Linked DNA regions of Homo sapiens: region 2 is linked to region 1. A link is a loop called in an ENCODE intact Hi-C map of the cell type or tissue named here. Cell type or tissue: pancreas. All regions are shown on one strand. Links, peaks and the distances in the headings refer to the core of each region. The heading gives the core; the rest is flanking DNA.

Region 1 (2,802 bases), core at 131-2,630:
TGTCTTTATCCCAGCCTGAAAAGCGAGGAATCAGAAATTCTGAAAATTGTTCTCACCTTGCTCTTTCAGTTTCACTGCTGTGCTGGACTTATGGAGCACCTGCTGTGTACAGAACGTAGTCCAAGGCATGGCAGGGAGTGGGAAGGAGCAGCACAGAAAGACTCATTCTCCTAACAAATGTCAGTGGCACAATGCCTGCAGGGCTGCTTTGCTTAATTCCCAAAGGACTCACAAATGGGAGAACAAGATAATCCACGGAATAGAAAAATGGTAAAGGGTCTGCACAGGCGCTCACTGAGAAGGAAATACCAGTGGCCCTTAACTCATGAATAGGCAATCAAGCCCAGACCTAATTAAAGACATGCCGATCTAAGTAAGAAGATAACATATTTAGAAAATTCTTTTTACTTTACTATAAAATAAAGCACAGATGCAGAAAACCACACAAGCAAATTCGTAGCTTAATGAATTGTTCTAAGGCAAACACCTTCTAGCACCTAGGAGGAGGAGGGGTTTTCCCCTCTCCCAAGTGACAGGTGGATGTATCTGGAACTGGGGGTGGGGGCAGGGAAGGTGACTGTTTTTGATGAACTCCAGCTCATCCTTCGAGACCCAACTCAGGATCCCCTTTTTCTGGGAGCCTCCCCTGGCTCTCTAGTCTGAGAGCAGTGCTTTTCAGATGGTGTCGTAACTGCCTGTTAACTTTATCTGTGACTCTGTAGCTCTCCTCCCTTCACCATGCTGCACACACCGCTTGCCCTCCCTTAGGCTCTGGAGGCCCAGGCCGTGCCATTCTTATTCTTTGTATCTCTAGTACTTTACACAGCACTTGGTGAACATGAGTGCTCAATAACTATTTGTTGAATGGATGGAAGGATATTGTATACGATCAGGCATCACTTAATGACAGGCACATTCTGAGAAATGCATTGTTAGGTGTTTTCTCATTGTGTGAACATCATGGAGTGTGTGTTTACAGAAACCTTCATGGTCCAGCCTGATGGTCTAGCCTGCTGCTCCTGGGCTACAGACCTGTACAGCACATGACTATAGGGAATACTGCAGGCAGTGGTAACACAGTGTTAAATATTGGTGTATCTAAACATAGAAAAGATACCATAAAAATACAGTATTATAATTTTGTGGGACCACAGACATCTATGTGGTCCATCATTGACAGAAACACCCGTGTCTAGCCCATGACTGCATTTCATTTGAAAGCCACAGCCATTCAAGAACTATGTAAACAGCACCACCTATGGGTAGACAATTTTAACACCACATTTTACACTGGAAGATGAGACTTACGCATTTTTTACTGAAAAAAATGTTTCACTCTTCAAGCCATGGGGTCATTTATGTTTTAATAAATTTCAAAATGATAAGTGCTAATATTCTTCATATTGTTTTAGTTTTGAGACTGTTAGCTGAGGAGTCTGGAAATACAAAGGTTTTTGCAGTGAAAGGAGGAGGAAGAGGGAAGCCATATTAATTAATAACATGTTGGACGCATTGTAACATATCTTATTTAATCGTGCCAATAACCTGTTCCTCACAGTGGTTGTATTCCCATTTTTAGATTAAGGAGGTTAAGCTGGTGGAGGTGAAGCCCCTCACCCAAGCCCTAGAACACGGATCCAGCTGGCCTCAAAATCTGTGCTCCTTCCACCATGTTAAGCTGGGAAGTATTGGTTGGAAATGTCTATGAAGCAGTCGCTTTTGTCCCAAATAAAGTCTCCAGCAACTTCTAAACATTTTGAATAGATGGTTCTTAAATGACCCTATTTCTAATAAAAAGCTGCTTAAGGACAATTTTTGTAGAGTCATTATTTCCATGGTGGAGTATTCTGACTTCCAGCAGGAACTTTATTTCATCACGTGAAGTCATTTTTAAAAGCAGTCATGTGGCTGAGCCCAGTGGCTCACACCTGGAATCCCAGCACTTTGGGAGGCCAAGACAGGCAGATCATTTGAGGCCAGGAGTTTGACACCAGCCTGGACAACATGGCGGAACCCTGTCTCTACAAAAAATCTAAACATTAGCCGAGTTTGGTGGCATATGCCTGTAGTCCCAGATACTTGGGAGGCTGAGGTGAGAGGATGGCTTGAGCCAGGAGGTGGAGGTTGCCGTGAGCCGAGATCACACCACTGCACTTCAGCCTGCGCGACAGAGCCAGACCCTGTCTCAAACAAAAAGAAGTCATGTTATTCCAAGAGCCAAAGTTGTTCTGGATTAATAAATTGTAGGGAAATCACATGTTTAACTTTGGAATGGACTCCTCCTCTATCAAGCCTTATTAATCACTTTCAAAAGCAAGTATCTCTGCTCAAACAGCACGTGGCTCCTATTAGTTCCACTCTGATCCTAGTTGCCCAGGACTTCTTACACATGTCACCACGTGTCGAAGACCTGCAAGATCTGGCCCCAGAGCCCCCTTTCAGGAACATGGGGTTAGGTTAGTTAATGTAGATGAAAGAGATAAGAGCAGATCCCCGCTCTGAGGCACAGTGAATATCTGTTGAGTTGCAGCCTGGACACGTCGTCCACTGGACTCTCCTCCTTATAAATGCCAGTCTATGGTGCAGCAAATAGGAGCTTTATCAGATGAGTAAAAACCAACCACTCTTAGACCATCCCTGTGCCCAAAGTCCACAGTGAACACATTCAGGGATTTGGACTTAGACATACGTGTTCACAGCTGCCTCTGCGGTGTTGACCGCACTGGTGTCTGTTGGTGTGAGCCTCCCAGCTCAGACTGCACTGCTGTCTGTTGGTTGACTGCACTGCTGTCTGTTGGTGTG
Region 2 (2,802 bases), core at 173-2,672, 210 kb before region 1:
TGGAAGTGAGTTCTGGCCACAGTTGGTTTCAGGGCTTGGTGAGTTTTTCATTTACTCATTCAGCAGTTTCTGGCACTTTTGTTAGTTACTGGCTCCATGCTGGATGCCAGAGCCACAGTGAGAAGTCAGACTAGGCCCTGTTCTGGCTGGGACGGACAGAGATGTCATTTACTGTCCAAGGCCTTGTGATCGAAGTGTGTGCCAGGTACCGTGAGGACCCACCCAGAACAGTGGAGACTGGGGTTGGGGGTAGGGGTTCCTGGAGTCTGAAAAGAAGAGGAAGGGTGCACCAATAGGGGGTTGCACTGAGGGGGGTGGCAGCTAGGGGGATGGCACTGAGTGGGTATGGCACTGAGGGGGGTACACCTGGAGGGGGTGCACTGAGGGGGATGGCATGGAGGGGGGGTGCACTGAGGGGGGTGGCACAGAGGGGGTGGTGCACTGAGGGGGGTGCACCTGGAGGGGTTGCACTGAGGGGGGTGGAATGGAGGGGGGTGCACTGAGGGGGTGGCACGGAGGGGGTGGTGCATTAAGGGGGGTGGCATGGAGGGGGGGTGCACTGAGGGGGGCGGCATGGAGGGGGGGTGCACAGAGTTGGGGGATGCACCCAGGCAGGTTGCACGGGGGGGTGCACCTGGGGGAGTGCACTGAGGGGGGCTGGCACCAAGAGGGAGGTTCACTCAGGAGGGTGCACCGAGGGGGGTGGCAGTGCAGGCAGAGGGAACAGCAAGAGCCACAGTGGGAGAGGTGAGGCAGCCTGAGGAGCAGGAGGTGGGGGCCAGGGGCCAGGGTGCAGGGACAGGGAGCGCCTTGCCCATGTCATGGTGCTCTGGGCCCTGGCCTGTGCTTGGCCTTGTGCTGAGAGGCCCTTTCTCAGCTCTCTCTCAGTGGTTTTCAAAGTGGGACTGGCTGAAGTGGGGCGGGATTAAAGAGGTTTGGCCTGGTGGCCCCAGGATCCTCCCCATAGTAATTGAACAGTCTTGGGCTGTGACGCATGGCAGTGCCCAGTGCCTGGCACTGCACCTGTGTGGAGTAGAGCTGGGCACAGCAAAGTGTAGATTGAGGTCTATCCCTGTGGCTGACCTGGGCCAAGCGTGTCCCCACATTCTGCAGAGACAAAGGAAATCACCTGCCTCAGCTCCCTAGCACCGACTGCACCCAGGCTCTGTGGTGGGGTATAGGGGCTCTGCCTTGTTCCCCAGACACAACCAGAGTTCCCCCATCGTACCCGCTGTGACAACCCGCTGGTGCCAACCTTGGGAACCAGGAGGAAAGAGATTCACCCTGACCCCAGGGATCCCTGTGTGTATCCCGTTCCCAACCTGCTGGCCACTGGCCACCACAGACCCGCAGCAGTTTTTACCCATCTGTGGGCCTCAGCTTCCTCACCCTCACAACCAAGGCCTGGAAGATGAAACGGTGACTTTCTCTTAGAAGCCTTCCCAGACACTCCTTCCTTTCATTGCCTTCCAGAGTTATGAAGTGCCAGGAGCTGGCTCCCCCACCAACCTAGGGACTCCTGGGAAGGTGGGGCTTGGGGTAGGGAGACGCAGCAACAGCAGACTGGCACAAAGCAGTTGATAGTGTTTGCTGTATGACTGAAAAAGCCCCTGGCCCCTGAGTCCAGGCCGGCATCTTGCTGGGTCCGGGTGACCTGGGAAGCACGACTGGGAGCGCAGGCGGCATCCCGTCTTCTGGGTGTGAGTGCAGGACAGACCCAGGACATCCTTCCCCGAGTCTGCGCTCTCCGCACAGGTTGCAGGGCAGCACAGGGTGGGCAGCAGGGCTGGACAGGGGCGCCTGGGTCCCTCTGACGGCATACTCTTCCTCTGCGCAGAGTTCATCCCGAAGACACGGAGCACCCCGCGGCCTACAGCGCGGGCGCCCACGCGGGCGCCCCGCCGAGGGCGCCCCACGGCCGCTCCCCCCGCGCCAACCCCGCGGCCAGCGCGGCCCACCCAGCAGCCAGGGAGCCGGAGGGGCGGCGGGCGGCGGCGGGGGCGGCTGAACTCGGCGAGCCGGGCGTTCCGGGATGGCGAGGTGCGCCTGGTGCGGCCCGCGGGCCTGAGCTCTGGCAGCGGGCGCGTGGAGGTGTTCGTGGGCGGACGCTGGGGCACCGTGTGCGACGACTCCTGGAACATCAGCGGCGCCGCCGTCGTGTGTCGCCAGCTGGGGTTTGCCTACGCCGTGCGCGCCGTCAAGAGAGCCGAGTTCGGCCAGGGCGGCTCGCTGCCCATTCTGCTGGACGATGTGCGCTGCGCGGGCTGGGAGCGGAACCTGCTGGAGTGCCAGCACAACGGCGTGGGCACCCACAACTGCGAGCACGACGAGGATGCGGGCGTCGTGTGCAGCCACCAGAACCCCGACCTGTAGGCAACACGCCGCTGCCCCAGGCCATCCCGCCGGCGGGGGAGCCTGGCAGGGGCCGCTCCGCCCTGTGTGCGCCCAGCGGGTGCACACGTGTTCTAGAGTGAAGGGGGTGCGGGTGTGTGCTGTCCTGGGGACATGTGTGAGGCGCTGCAGTGCATGTGTGTCCTCTGCAGACCCAAGGCAGGAGTGTGTGTTGGGGGCGGTGTGGGCTCTGGAAGTGCATGGTCCATCATGGGCGGGAGGAGTTCCTTTCTTACCTCCAAGCGTTTCAGACACCAGCAGGAACAGCAGCCGGGCTGTGGGACCCTGAGGAGGGAGGGCAGCCAGGCTTCGAGGACGGACATGGCCCCTGGCTGTGCTAACAGAGGCACAGCTTGCAGACTGAGGGCGGTGGGGAGAACCAGGCTTGTCCTGCCCACAGCTGGAATGGAA

The links. Hi-C counts contacts between places; a loop is a spot of excess contacts. Peaks named below come from ENCODE experiments on the same cell type or tissue, not always from the same donor. Only the 100,000 strongest peaks of a DNase experiment are listed, where the experiment ranks them.
Region 2: a loop joins it to region 1, with 3 times the contacts of the local background. A loop is called at or near these places in 80 of 110 quality-filtered maps.

Annotation. Positions count from the first base shown.
Region 1 is chr14:99,884,294-99,887,095 of GRCh38, forward strand. The region is part of intron 4 of EML1 (EMAP like 1); the gene reads left to right. Among named protein-coding and RNA genes, the nearest start is that of EML1, 92 kb to the left of the region's middle. In pancreas, for the core only: a CTCF peak has its summit at 1,264; no DNase peak of the experiment used is centred there.
Region 2 is chr14:99,673,254-99,676,055 of GRCh38, forward strand. It overlaps HHIPL1 (HHIP like 1), which reads left to right. Exons shown (of 9, transcript NM_001127258.3): 9 at 1,838-2,802. The coding sequence ends at 2,373. Among named protein-coding and RNA genes, the nearest start is that of CYP46A1, 9.6 kb to the right of the region's middle. RefSeq lists an enhancer at 1,840-2,403. In pancreas, for the core only: no CTCF peak of the experiment used is centred there; DNase peaks (open chromatin) are centred at 715 and 1,672.